Linked DNA regions of Homo sapiens: regions 2 and 3 are each linked to region 1. The links are chromatin contacts, found by Hi-C or POLR2A ChIA-PET in ENCODE. All regions are on one chromosome and are shown on one strand. Each heading gives the region's core, a stretch centred on a gene start or an enhancer-like site at or near the end of the contact. The rest is flanking DNA. Distances are from core to core; before and after follow the strand shown.

What was found. Hi-C counts contacts between places; a loop is a spot of excess contacts on that map. ChIA-PET counts read pairs that join two places held with the same protein, here RNA polymerase II (POLR2A). Pooled maps may share reads with other maps.
Region 2: a loop to region 1 is called in a map with no recorded cell type, with 6 times the contacts of the local background. The contact joins the promoter of LINC-PINT here to the promoter of CEP41 in region 1. A Hi-C loop is called at or near these places in 3 of 37 single-sample maps with no recorded cell type and 7 of 50 pooled maps. POLR2A ChIA-PET finds 5 or more read pairs at or near these places in 1 of 52 experiments (activated CD4-positive, alpha-beta T cell).
Region 3: a pooled map shows a loop between it and region 1 (4-fold over the local background). The contact joins the promoter of MKLN1-AS here to the promoter of CEP41 in region 1. A Hi-C loop is called at or near these places in 1 of 37 single-sample maps with no recorded cell type and 7 of 50 pooled maps. POLR2A ChIA-PET finds 5 or more read pairs at or near these places in 1 of 52 experiments (activated CD4-positive, alpha-beta T cell).

The regions. Positions count from the first base shown.
Region 1 is chr7:130,438,137-130,442,583 of GRCh38, reverse strand. CEP41 (centrosomal protein 41) reads left to right here and starts at 1,568. Exons shown (of 11, transcript NM_018718.3): 1 at 1,568-1,650. The coding sequence starts at 1,618. It overlaps LOC105375505 (a long non-coding RNA gene), which reads right to left and starts at 830. Exons shown (of 3, transcript XR_927973.3): 1 at 1-830. RefSeq lists an enhancer at 1,128-1,882.
Region 2 is chr7:131,107,298-131,111,422 of GRCh38, reverse strand. It overlaps LINC-PINT (long intergenic non-protein coding RNA, p53 induced transcript), which reads left to right and starts at 1,498. Exons shown (of 8, transcript NR_170176.1): 1 at 1,498-1,686; 2 at 2,620-3,703. It also overlaps a transcript of MKLN1 not described here. RefSeq lists enhancers at 1-251, 2,646-3,497 and silencers at 1,143-1,292, 1,373-1,422, 3,480-3,539, 3,560-3,609.
Region 3 is chr7:131,325,615-131,330,059 of GRCh38, reverse strand. It overlaps MKLN1-AS (MKLN1 antisense RNA), which reads left to right and starts at 2,281. Exons shown (of 6, transcript NR_125364.1): 1 at 2,281-2,445; 2 at 3,125-3,254. It overlaps MKLN1 (muskelin 1), which reads right to left and starts at 2,184. Exons shown (of 18, transcript NM_013255.5): 1 at 2,063-2,184. The coding sequence starts at 2,160. RefSeq lists enhancers at 1,266-1,842, 1,849-2,148, 1,843-2,419 and a silencer at 2,199-2,358.

The DNA of each region.
Region 1 (4,447 bases), core at 319-2,818:
TTGATGAATTTCTATTCCTTGCACCCCTTACCTCTTCTCATGTATACTATTGATTTTACCTACACGTCTTTAAATCTCTCCTTTTCTGTCTTTCTCACCACCTCTGAGTGTAGTCCCCTATCATCTCCCTCTCTCCTTTCCCGTTATTCTATCCATAATCTCTATGGTTACCCACAAGGTGCACCAGGTAAGCATACATTCTAAATACTAATGAATCTAGAAGTTTCTGCTTGCTATGCAAAAGCTTCTAGATTAACATTCTTCCCTCTGCCTCCTTCCAATTTTTTGCAGCCTTCAAACCCTTCCTTAGCAGAGGAGTGAGAGACTGAGAATTTTAGAGGGGTTAAAGAACTGGCAAAGATTATGGAAATTAAGACAAAACTTAATAAACATGAAAGAGTGACATGAAAAGTCCAAGAAGCAGCTGTGGCCAGAATTCAAAATTCTGGTCAAGCAGCACTGACTGGCAACATGATCCAAGGTGTAGCCCTAAGGTTGGGTTGCTGAAGTGCCTAAGAGAACAAGGGCATGTGAGGCCATGTTGTTGAATGGGTCATCTCACAGACCCTGAAGTAGCTCAAATGTGTGCTATTATTCACTAACAGACAACTGGCGAGTATGAACTGCTCAGAGTAACCTTTCTCCATTCCTGGAAAAACAACTTAGAGCAAAGGACAAAGGGTTACTGTGTTGTTCCTTTCATGTAAAAGGAAATAATAATTTTGATGGATTTGGTGGGACATTTAGGAGCCAAGTCAAACTGTGTGTGTAATTGTTTTGTAAAGGTGCTAGGACTTCATTTTCAGATCCGGAATGGGAACAGGTGGTGGCTGGTGGCAGGAGTCACAATGGTTTCCATGACGACGGGATTGGGTCCTAGTCATCCTCCCATTCTCCACAAGACCTACTGCAGCTTTTCTCATAAGGTGCTTATTAAGTATTTGTTAAATGAACGATGAACCACAGAATAGCGCGTGTGCTTTGCAATTAAGGATGTCGCTCTATAGCTAGCCTAAAAGCTTTTAAAGCACCGATAATTACTGTATTTACCCATGTATTTTGCATAATTCGCATATTAACTTAACCAGAAAATAATAAACCATACTCTCCCATTTCTGCTGAACAACCCTGGCCCATATAATATTCCCTGTTGTGGAATCAGTAGCCCAGATGTTTGGTTGAAACGGCCATAAAACGGAGCTGGGGGATGGGGAGTCTTGTGTTGTATTTATGGTTCCACATTAGCTAAAACTCGTGTTTTGTCCCGGCTCTCAAGCCACTGCCCCCGCCCCCGGCTTTGCGCAGGCGCCAGCCTTCCCCTCCCCCCGCGCCTCTCTTCCCGCCCTAAGGCTGGAGCCGGCGAGCCCCAGCCCAGAGAACAAAAGGCCTCGCTAGCCGGCGTCCCGCGTTGCCCTTGGCAACCATTGAGCGGCGTCTTGCCCTTCTGCGACCCTGAGATGAGAGAGTAAACGGGGCCCCCATTGGCCGGCCGGGGAAGACGGGCCAATCGGAGAAGAGGGTATAGGGAGGCGGCTGAACAAGGTTGTGGGGGTAGGAAGCTAGGGTTAGAGGCAACCCGTGAGGCTAGAACCCCGAACGTGGTCGGTTGGAGAAAATATGTCCCTCCGGAGGCACATTGGGAACCCTGAGGTGAGGGCCAGGTCTCGGCCGGAGAGCCGGAGGGGGCGGGCGCACCGGAAAAGGCTCATGTGGGCAGGGAAGAGCAGCCAGCGACTTCCGCCGCCCGGAAGGCGGGAAGGGGCCGGCGTGAGGAGGGGTCGGGATGCAGGGGCGGGGCGGGCCGGGCTTGGGGGCCGCGGGGCAGCGTTCAGGACCCCGTTTTGAGGAGCGATCTCTCCCCGCGTACGCACGCCAGTACTTGTGACTGCGAGGAGCGAAGTACCCAAAGACACAGCCCTTGCCCTCAAATGGCTTACAGTCTCGGAGTGACAGTTACAAAACAGAAAAGACAAAGGAAGCGCTGCACACTAATGGCACGTGTTGAAAGCCAGCCAGCATCTCTGATTGTGGGGATACAGGAAGAGCAGGAGTAAGCTGACCAAACCTTTGGAAAACGGGCAAAATAGGACATTAGGCTTACCCCTCTCTCCATAGGACCCTTCAGTTTCTTCATCTGTTTCACCGCTAGTCCCCTGCTGCATTTGTGGCAGTTTCAACAAACGTTATTGGAAACTTCCACGGTGCAGTAGGTGCTAGACGTACAAAGAAGACAAGGCCTCTGCCCTTTAATAAATTGCGTATAGTGGACCAGGCGCGGTGGCTCAGCCTGTAATCCCAGCACTTTGGGAGGCCGAGGCGGGCGGATCACGAAGTCAGAAGTTTGAGACCAGCCTGGCCAACATGGCGAAACCCCGTCTCTACTAAAAATACAAAAATTAGCCGGGCGTGGTGGTGAGGCGCCTGTAATCCCAGCTACTCGGTAGGCTGAGGCAGGAGAATCGCTTGAACCCAGGAGATGGAGGTTCCAGTGAGCCGAGATCGTGCCATTGCACTCCAGCCTGGGTGATAAGAGCGACTCTGTCTCAAAAAAATAAAAATAAACAATAAATAAATTGCGTCTAGTGAAGGAGCCTGTGAACAGAATTTGAGTACAGTGTGGTCGGGGAGCAAGATGTTACGAGAAAATAGGTAGTACTCAACTGAGGGAGTGAGAGAAGGGTTGTGGAGATGGAAGGGGTGGCAAGGCCATTCATTAGCCAGGTGAAGCATCATCCCGGGTAGAACAGCCCAAGTGAAGGTAAGGAGTGTGTGAACTCAGAACAGGCCCCTGTAGGAGTCCAGGCTTTCTCTGCCTTGCTGAGGTTCTTAGCCTTTATCCCAAATAGGAGTTGTAACTGTTTCATCTCTTGGTGGCTGCCTGGTACTAGGCTGAGAAAGCTGTAAGGCTGAGTCTAAGCCCTGCAAGAGAGCCATGGTCAATTGGTAATGTCTAAATGCTGCATGATCTCACTTATACGTGGCATCTTAAAAAGTCCAGCTCATAGAAGTAGAGAATAAAATGGTGGTTACCAGAGCCTGGAGGGTGGGGGGAAGGAGGGCAGAAATGGGAAGATGTTGATCCAAGGGCACAAAGTTACAGTTAAACAGGAGGAATGGTTTTTGAGATCTCTGGCACAGCATGGTGACTATAGTTAATAATAATTACAGCAGACTCATAACCCCCAGTAGAAAATCCATGTACAACTTTTTACTCCCCTCCCCCCTGCAAAAAAACTTAACTACTAATAGCCTACTATTGACTGGAAGGCTTCCTGATAACAGAAACACTTGATTAACATATTTTGTATCTCATATGTATTATGTACTGAATTCTTAAAGTAAGCTGGAGGAAAGATTATTATTAAGAAAATCATAAGGAAGAGAAAATATATTTACTATTCATTAAGTGGCAGTGTATCATCATAAACATCTTCATCCTAATTGTCTTCATTGCTAAGGGGCAAGGAAAAGGAGGGGTTGGTCTTGCTGCCTTAGGGGTGACAGAGGCAGAAGAAAATCTGGGTATAAGTGGATCTGCACAGTTCAAGCCCATGTTGTCCAAAGTTCAACTATATTGTAGATTTCAAAATAGAGTAAATTGTATATTTTATGAGAGTAAATTTCAAATATCTCACCTCAAAAAAAAGATAAGTGGGTTGATGGATATGTTAATTTGATTTAATCATTCCACATTGTGTGTGTGTGTATATACCAAAACATCAAATTGTACCCCATAAATGTATAAAGTTATGATTTGTCTATCAAAATATTAATAAAAATGTTAATATTGTGTATCATGGGGGTGGGAGAGATAGGTGAGGAGAATGGCAGTTTGCCACATATTTATCTTGTCTGCTGGTCAGGATTTGAGAAATTTTTTGAGTTATTAAAGGAGTGACATGGTCAGATTTGCATTTTAGGCAGATGGCTGTAGCTACATTGTGGAAGATGGGTTTGAGGAGGCTCCAGGACTGGAAATGAGATTGGTTAAGTGGTTACTATTTTTTATTTATTTATTTATTTTTGAGACAGAGTCTCACTCTGTCACCCAGGCTGGAGTGCAGTGGGGAGATTTCAGCTCACTGCAACCTCCACCTCCCGGGCTCAAGCAATTATCCAGCCTCAGCTTCCTGGGTAGCTGAGACTATGGCGCACACCAACAAAGCCTGGCTGGTTTTTGTGGATTTTGTAAAGATGCGGTTTTACCATGTTGCCCAGTCTGGTCTCAAACTTTTGAGCTCAAAGCCACCCGCCTGCCTTGGCCTCCCAAAGTGCTGGTATTACAGGCATGAGCCACCGCGCCCTGCCAATAGTTACTATTTTGATAGAGATCTAAACTAAGGCCATTGAACTAGGGATGGAATCGAGGATAAATATTTACGGGGGCAAAATCATCAATACTTCCTGATTAGCTTTGAGAGATGCGTGATGGGTGACTTAAGTCTCA
Region 2 (4,125 bases), core at 249-2,748, 670 kb before region 1:
TCCCTGGCAGTGACGCAAATACAGAAATCAAATTAGGAAAACAAGATATGTGGGTGTGAGGCAATCGATAATAATCCAGGATGCTACAACATAAGCAAGAATGCCTTTAACCCGATGCCATTCATTTTAATAACACCCTGAGCAGTTTGATTTCCACGGAACACGCTGGTGATTAGAGAGCAGCAGGAGCTTGGGTTCCCTAGCAACAGCATGTGCTTTTGAGACAGTCATTAGCCTTTCAGTTAATCCCATCAACCCCTTACCTCTAAATGTATGACTGACATAAAAAAAATGATGTTTTAGAAAGTGCTTTGAAATTTCCAGGAGTGCAATGGAAGGGAATAATCATAATTAAAAAGTTGTCTGGAGAACTACACTCCAGTGAAGGAAGTAATGTTCCTACGTGCCAAGCCTGTCCGTATATTTCCCTGCTCTCAGTTGTAGGTTTCTGAATCCCCTGTGGCAAAGGGCAAGGGAGGTGAAATTGTTCAGAGTTTCAGGCAGTCTTCTCACCTAAAGTGAGTAGTATTGCAATGTCTCTTGGAATCATGGCTCTGAAGATGAGGAGAGAAGCGGGATGGGCAGTTTGTGTGGTGAGGAGGCTGGCTGCAGGTAGGCTGGGAGGGAATGTCACACATAGTTTTCTTTCTCCTTTAAGCCGAATGAGGTATGCTGGTCAAAGGAACTTGGGGAAGGAGGATGGTGAGGGGAATGAAGTTCTTCTTCCTATTGATTGTTTTGTTGCACCAGAGGCTGTTTGTCCAAGGCCACTGGCCAAGAGCATTATTTTCGTGGCTAAAGTGAGGTTGGGCAGGTTTCCCATCCCTTTCACTAGTTTTGAACAAGACAACCCAGAAAGCGCAGCAAGGCTCTGGGAATATGATGTGGGTTGGCTTTTCCTACTCAGCTGCACCTTAAAGCGCCAGGCCGATGGGCTGATACTTCTCAAACCCTGAATCATTGCCTCCAGCTCTGTCCTGGGTTCAGGATGCACCACTCCACCCTCTGTGTAGCTTGGGGTCAACTTCGGGGCGTCACTCCAATAGTAATTATTGCTGCGTTTGGCTGGACATCCTTATTACGGCCTGGGTCCCTCTCAGCTGGAAACTGGGCTCCTTCAGTTTGGCTGGGGTGACTTCTAGCACTTCCCGCCGCCCCACCTTACCCCCCTGCGCGCTCCCTTCCCAAGGCGACCACCTGCACCGCCCCACTTACCATCTGCCCCGCGGGGAGGGCCCCCCGGGCTAGCGGAGCCCTCCCTGCTCCCGGGCGGCTCTGGAGGAGCTCGGTGTTTGCCTCTAGCCCTTCGCTACCGGAGGATCAGGTTCCTCCCCTCCTCCCCCTCCAGCTCCGGCCGCCGCCGCCGCCGCCGCCGCCTCCTTCTTGCATGACACAGCAGAACCGCAGCTGCTGCAGCAATTTCAAGCCATCCGCCCAGGAAGCGCCGCAACCGGGACTCGGGAGGGGTGGAGGGGGCGAGGCAGAGGCCGCGGCCCCAGGGGATCCTTGGCCCCACTGTGCACCACACACTCCTTTCCCAGCCCAGGGGCACGCGAACAAAATGAGGCTCAAGCTGACCAGGCCGAGCCGGAGGAACGCTGGGGCTTGGCAGCAGAAGGGATGGGACCAGAGAGAAGGGTGTGGAGGAGACCCCAGTGAGGGCCAGGACATTTCAGGTAAAGAGAGGTAAGAAGAGGCCCAGAAGTCAAGGGCCAGACTGTGAAGGTGATTAGAGGTCAAAAGAGGTAAGGAGGTAGAGTTGCAAAGAAGAGAGGCCGAGCTGGGAAGGGCGTGGGGGTGGGGGTAGCTGCAGGGGAGGGTGGGGGGTACAGTCTTTGGGGAGGCCCGAGCTGAGCCCCCAGGCAGAAAAGGGGCTGAGTTGGGAGGCAAGGGAGGTAGGAGGAAAGGGATGAAAAGAATTAGGCATGAGATAGGAAGGTAAAACTTGGGAGAGATATTATAGAATTAGAAGGGTTGGAATGGAGCTCATTCATCATGGCTGATGAAGTAAACTGATGAGGTGGAGAGAGACAGAGTCAAGGCAAGGCCAAACGAAAAGATCTTCCATCCCACTCTTCAGTTTCTTGCGAAGTTTTTCTTGATTCCGCCAATCCACACAGTTTCCTTTATAAAATGGAAAAGCATGAACTAAAAAACCCAGAAATAGCTATCTGGCTTAGATTTACAGGATAAAATCTCCATGTCTGTAAAAACTTTAAGGCAGAAATTTGGGATTTATGGTACAAACCCTTTAAGGGACTGTGAGTCAGTAATACCCACAGCACTCAACATTGTGAGTTTCCACACATCCCTGGACTTGAGTGAGTCTTTCCAAGTGTTTGTTAATGGTACAAATGATGACAAAATTAGTGGTTCAAAAATATTAAAGTGCACATGCTTTTTGCTTTCTCTATGTATACAGAGATTACATATATGTATACTTTCTAGCGTCTAGCAAGTATGGTATGGCTAGGGATAATTATGTTTTTCTGATTATTTTGTTTCCCATCAAACACCCCACGAATTTTACAGCAGACCGCCTTCTTGTCACCATTTGAAAGAATGTGGTCAGAAAAGTAATGCAAAAACTGCCACTTTGGTTTTGTCTGTACCTTCCAGGTCATATCTCCGTACCTCACTTCCTGACACAAACAAGTTTTCACTGTTGTCAGCAACAAAGCCCTAATATAGCTGCGGAAGAGAAAAACTGCATTGCATTTTGCCTCCTGCAAGCATCATCAACAGTTACTGGAGGAACGTAATTCCAGAAAGCTTGAAAGCCGTGGTGATGGTAATTATGTATCAAATGCCTGGTTCTATTTCTGTTATTATTGTTTTGTCATTTCTGTTTTCCCAGCGATCTGACTGAACTCGCAGAGGGACAAATCCAGTTTTTCTTTTTGACTTTTGTCAAACTAAATCAGGCCTGATAGAAAACTCATTGCTCTCCGGGGAAACAAAGTAGGAGCCACGAAATGTCATTTTAACAGAGCGTGGGTTTGGTGACTGTAGGAAAGGATTTGAGGACGCTCCTTCTGTTCGGCTTCCTATGTCATGAGCACAGGCTCCACGCACGCACAGACACCACGGCTCCCGGATGCTGTGGCTCCCCGATCGGGGCTCCTGCAGCGCCAGAAGCCCCTCCGGGATGCTTCGAGGGGCTCCCGGTGGGTGGAGGTACGGACGCCGCTGCGGCCGCCGCCGCCAGTCCTGCTGCTGTTGTTGCTGCTGCAGTCACGTGGGAGCCCCTTTAAGTTTCCATAGAGAGGCCTCTCTGGTGTCACATGATGGACATGATATAATGAAACAACATTGTGGAGAGGAAAGCATTAGGGGAGCCCACGGCTACAAAAACAAGTGAGTGAGAAGAGGTGGGAGGAAGAGAAACTACGCCACCTCCCCTGCAGCCGAGTGCACGCAGCAGCCTGGCGTGACAAGTGGGCGACGCCGGGGGGCAGGGAGCCGGGGTCCTTGGCCCTGGCCGGGGACCCCACCGCCCACCGCGCGGAGGACAACTTTTAGCCGGCAGCCCAGACCAGCGCGGCACCTGTCTCCGGAGTCTCCACCGCTCCTCCCGATTCATCCCAGGGAAATTCTCAAGAATACGCTCTACAAATCTACGTGCGCATCATTTTCACCTCGCGTCGCGCCCGGGAGGAAGGAACGAGGCAAGGAGCTAAAGCAGCGTGCGTTCAGCCCTGGGGTAAGTTCGTCGGGTGGGGAAGCCGGTCCCGCAGGACTTTGGGATGGGAATTTTGCTCTCCTTTGCGATCTCAGGGCGTGAAGAAGGCGTCCCCTCCGCTGCCGGCGGAGCTGATCGGCTGGCTAGTCAATTTCCCCTTAGCACGCCCCGTGCGCCCACCCTCGCTCAGCCCGGGGCCCCCTCGCCGTCCCCCGGAAGGGGTCTGCGGTTCCTGGCCAGGACGTTCGGAAGGCGAGCGGGGGAAGGTAGGGCTGTCGCGGGAACCCGGCTTGTGAGAGCGATTTCGCCATGTTTGTGTTGCTAAGAGCACTTTTTCCCCTTTGCTGTGGCTTGATGCCACATGGCTCCTCCGGAGCTGCTGCCGGGCTGAGAGAGTGTTTTTTTTTTTTTTTCAATGTCCGCATTCCAGCTAATGTTGCGCA
Region 3 (4,445 bases), core at 1,032-3,531, 890 kb before region 1:
ATTCTCCAACTCCAGCTCCATAATACTCAACTATACTCCTTCAAAGAAAAAAGCTTAGATTACTCTTCTAATACTTTACTTTAAATACAAATTATACTGCATTTGTCAATAGAATGTCATAAGGATTAAACAAGATATAGTAAGTGGAAGTGTATGAAAGTTACGTATGTATTAAATACTATTTTATGTATGTACTTGAGAAAATTGCAGCAATGTATTTCTCCAATCTCAAATTGTTGCTTTCTAACTCCAAAACTAGTGTTCTGCCCACTGCAAACCAGGGGCCAGAGTAACAAGACACAAAAGATTAAAGTTGCCATCCCACTAAATCATTTCCTGCTTGAAATGTACTTTCTTAAAATGTCTATACAACAGATAACGCGGATGGTACTTGTGTTATCCAAGCCTCAGGCCTACATCAAAAATTTAAGGAGTGACGTCCTGGAAATACGCTAATTCAAGACCAGAAAAATGTCTCTACAGTTAGATCAAACAATGCCACACCAATTCCCAACTGTCCATAATCCTAGCCTGGGTATAGAAAAAAGCTGAATAACTTCAGATCCAAGAACAAGATAGCCCAGAATATCAGAGGTCAAGTACATAGGGCCACATTTCAACTCCAACTACATGGCTGGACTGTTTATCTGGCTCACTCTCAAATTCAAAGTTGGGTTTCAGCATCAATCAGGGATATGGCCATGAATAGGCTACGCAGGCCAGATCAAACCACAGGTCACTTGGCACCCTTCATTGGGCCAGATCCTACTGAATGCCAACCCTTGACCTGGTGAATAAAATGGGAGGCTGGCAGTCATGACAGATTCTTCCAGTTGCAGCTCCATTTTGAGATTCTTCATTGATATAACCAGTGAAATCAAATTTGGATAAATGTGAAGAATTTCTCAAATACAGATGGAAAACTTACTTGAGTATGCTTCACAGATCTAGTCACTTTTTTGTTTAGTAAAATACTCAGTAAAATATATTATTCATTAATTTGTTTCGTTCATAAAATCGTTTCGGTCCTGTGAGATGGTTAGAGGGACAACTAGCACTTTTCTTCAGGATCTGCACAGATCTTAACCCTTTACTAAGCCAGTTCCTCCACTAGCATGTAAAATTGGAGTTAGATCTGCTCCTCCTTTCAAAGATAAGCCAAAGATAAATAAGATACTATGTAAGAGTATTTTCAGCATTTCAGAAGGAATTTGCTAGAGAAAAAAACACCACCAACAAAAACCTAACAATGCAACTGAATTTTTTTAACACCTAAATCAGGGATCAAGACAAAGCCGGTGTTGAAAATCAAATTCATTAAAGCCAGATGTTTCTATGTTTGAGTTTCCGGACTGGGAAACGTGTCTGTGTCCATACAAACCCATCTTCTAATGAGCCGTAATACTGAAATTCTTCGGTAACGTCCCTCCTTCCCACTCCCTATCTTTTTCAGAACTTCCAGGCATTAAAGACAACGTCTGCCAATCCTACAAGTTCTCCCCGCCTGCTAGGATTCAGATGGATTCCACAACTTTTCAGCCTTCCGTGACTTTTAACACTACTCTAGAGCTAATCACTTTTAATGACCCCACTCTGGAATAGACACTCCTCGGCTTTACACTTTGTCCCGGCAGCAATCGACTGAACTGTCCCCCGACGCCGACCACCTCGGACGACCTCAGACATTCGGGGTAGTTTGCCCGCGGGCAGGGCCCCGCCAACTCCGATTCCTGCCCCAGAGCCGTCCGCCCCCCAAGCCCTCCTCAACCTCAACCCCCAAATCCCAAGCGCAGAACCGCTGGGCTTCCGGTTCTCCTGTGCGCGCCCCGGATCCGCCACACACCTCGCCCCTTCTCCCTGGGCTCGCTCTCCGGACCCTAACCCCTTCCCGAGCGAGGCCGAGCAACGCTCTCAGCAGCTGAACTAAGACTCCGGAGGCCGCACGTCCCCCTCAGCAGGCCCCGCCTGGGCCTCTCGGCTCGGCTGCCCTCCATTGCACCCCTGGCCCAACCGTGCTGACGCGGAAGGGTGGGGCAGCACGAGCTCAAGGCCCGGCACTTACTCGGGAAGGTAGGTGGAGGAAAAGGAGCTCCACTTGTGTAGCGCGTAGGGGAGAAGCCGGCACTCGGGCGCCGCAGCGACAGCTCCGCCAGCCGCCATCTTGTCAGCACCGTAGCGGCCGCCACCGACCGCTGGCAGCGAACGGGAGGAGGGGAGGGGGCGTGGCCTGCTCTTAAAGGGGCCGCCGCCCTCCCCGGCCGCCCGCGCTCCCCGCCCCGCATCGTTACCCGAGCCCAGCGCCGGGCCAATGTCCTATCTCAGGGTTTCCCACGTCGCTCGCTCCTTGACGGCTGACCGACACTGGGTCTGAGGTGTAAGCGCTTTCCAGGCCCTTCCCTGGGGCTTGGAGGGGAATGGCGCAAAGGACTTTTCTTACAAGCAGAGGTAAGGAAAAGCCGAGATGATTACGAACAGAAACACGTTGTAGTTATGGAGCAGGAAGGGAAAATAAGAAGACCAAGTTGGAAAAGGGACGCCTGTGCGCTTTTGGAAGCCACCGCCCTCGCCAGTTTATAAGTCCTTTACGGAAACAACACTGAAGGGAGCTGGAGGGCAGTAGCTAATGTGCTGTCCTCCTGGAGTGGTCCTGGTTTTAAATGTCTTGTCCCCGCCTTCCAGAGTCAGATGGAGACAGGAAAAGGAAATGGTCCCGTGTCCTCCTACCCTGTTTGGTTTGCAGTCTGTGATGCCCTTCATTGTAAACATTTCTTGTGAGCCGCATCCTACTAATCTTGTGGCATTGGTTTGCTCGGGAATGACGTTCACCCACAGACCTGAAAAGTCCTTACAGAGTTGGGAAGCTGCGTGTCATCATTTTTTCAGTTGGCAAATCTGCCCACTTTGAACTGACATAATTGTAGCCTAAAAGTTCAGAGAGAGAGTAGTTCAGGAAAAAGACTATTCCTTCTTCTTAGAGGGAACAGCAGCCCTGAAAACTATGTGGACATCATACCAGCTTCTTACAACAAAAGGTGCACTTGGTCTAAATTATCTGGCAGCTCTAGATAACGTTCTCATCAAGTACCTGTTTGTTGTAGTTATGCATATTTATTCCTTGGCTTAGCCACTGCAGTTACCAAAGAGTATGTCGCTTATTGTCTAAGAGGTTGGACTCCTGAAAGCCTGGACAGTGTCATCATCTTCACCTGAAGAGTGGAAAAATTCAAGCAAAGAGTTTCTCAGGAAATGACCAAGTGAGTCAAAACACCTCAATAATTGTATTCTCTTCCCGTTGTAATCATTAACCTGCCGAAATTCCCTCCAGTCCTTTCCTGACTTCCTGTTTCTATAGATGGAAATTTTAATAGTGGGCTCTACTAGGATATCAAATCAAAAAAGCCAGATAGAAAGGCCAGGCCCGGCACGGTGGCTCACACCTGTAATCCCAGCACGTTGGGAGGCTGAGGTGGGTGGATCACCTGAGGTCAGGAGTTCGAAACCAGCGTGGCCAACATGGTGAAACCCCGTCTCTACTAAAAATACAAAAGTTAGCTGCGTGTGGTGACATACACCTATAATCTCAGCTACTTGGGAGGCCGAGGCACAAGAATCACTTGAACCCAGGAGGCAGAGGTTGCAGTGAGCCAAGATCACACCACTGCACTCCAGCCTGGGCAACAGAGTGAAATTCTGTCTCAGAAAAACAAATAAAATACAATAAAATAAAAAATTACATGTGCTTTCTGTGTTGCAGCAGGTTGGAAAAGCATGTGTTCCTTAAGGGAATGCTGTAACTGTAGTGACTTGGGTCGGGAGCTGCCAGAGACAGTGGGAAAGGGCCAGAGAATGTTAGCCCCAGAGATGATATAGTGGTTATCTTTGAAGAAAATAGACACTTTAAAGGGGAGGAATTAACTCACTCCAATTCCTTTGGGCCCCAGATTTTATAATTCCACTTCTTACCTTAATGTAAGTCAAGTCCTTGTTCTTTTCCAGACATAGTTCCTGAGCAATCTTTTTTAAAAACACATGTTAATTAGTTCTTCTTAAGCTTAAATCCTTTTGGTGACTTTCAATACCCTTCTAAACTGTTTAACAGAGGCCCTTCATAACCTGCCTTGATTTTTCTCTCCAGCTTCCTCACCACCACCCCCCCCCCACTTTTCTCCTTTGCGCTTTTGACATCTGCCCACTAACTAGCACACTGAATTTGTTCCCATAGAGTCCTTGTTCTCTCTAGCCTCCGGAGCTTGCTCTAAGCCAGGCATGGAATATTCTTTCCCATTCTTTACCTGGCTAACTCCAGCTCATCCTGTAGACTGTTTGGTCCTGGAAATTTTTTTGGTTTTTTTTTTTTGAGACAGAATCTCACTCTGACTCTGTCACCCAGGATGGAGTGCAGTCACATGAACATGACTCACTGCAGCCTTGACCTCCTGGGTTTA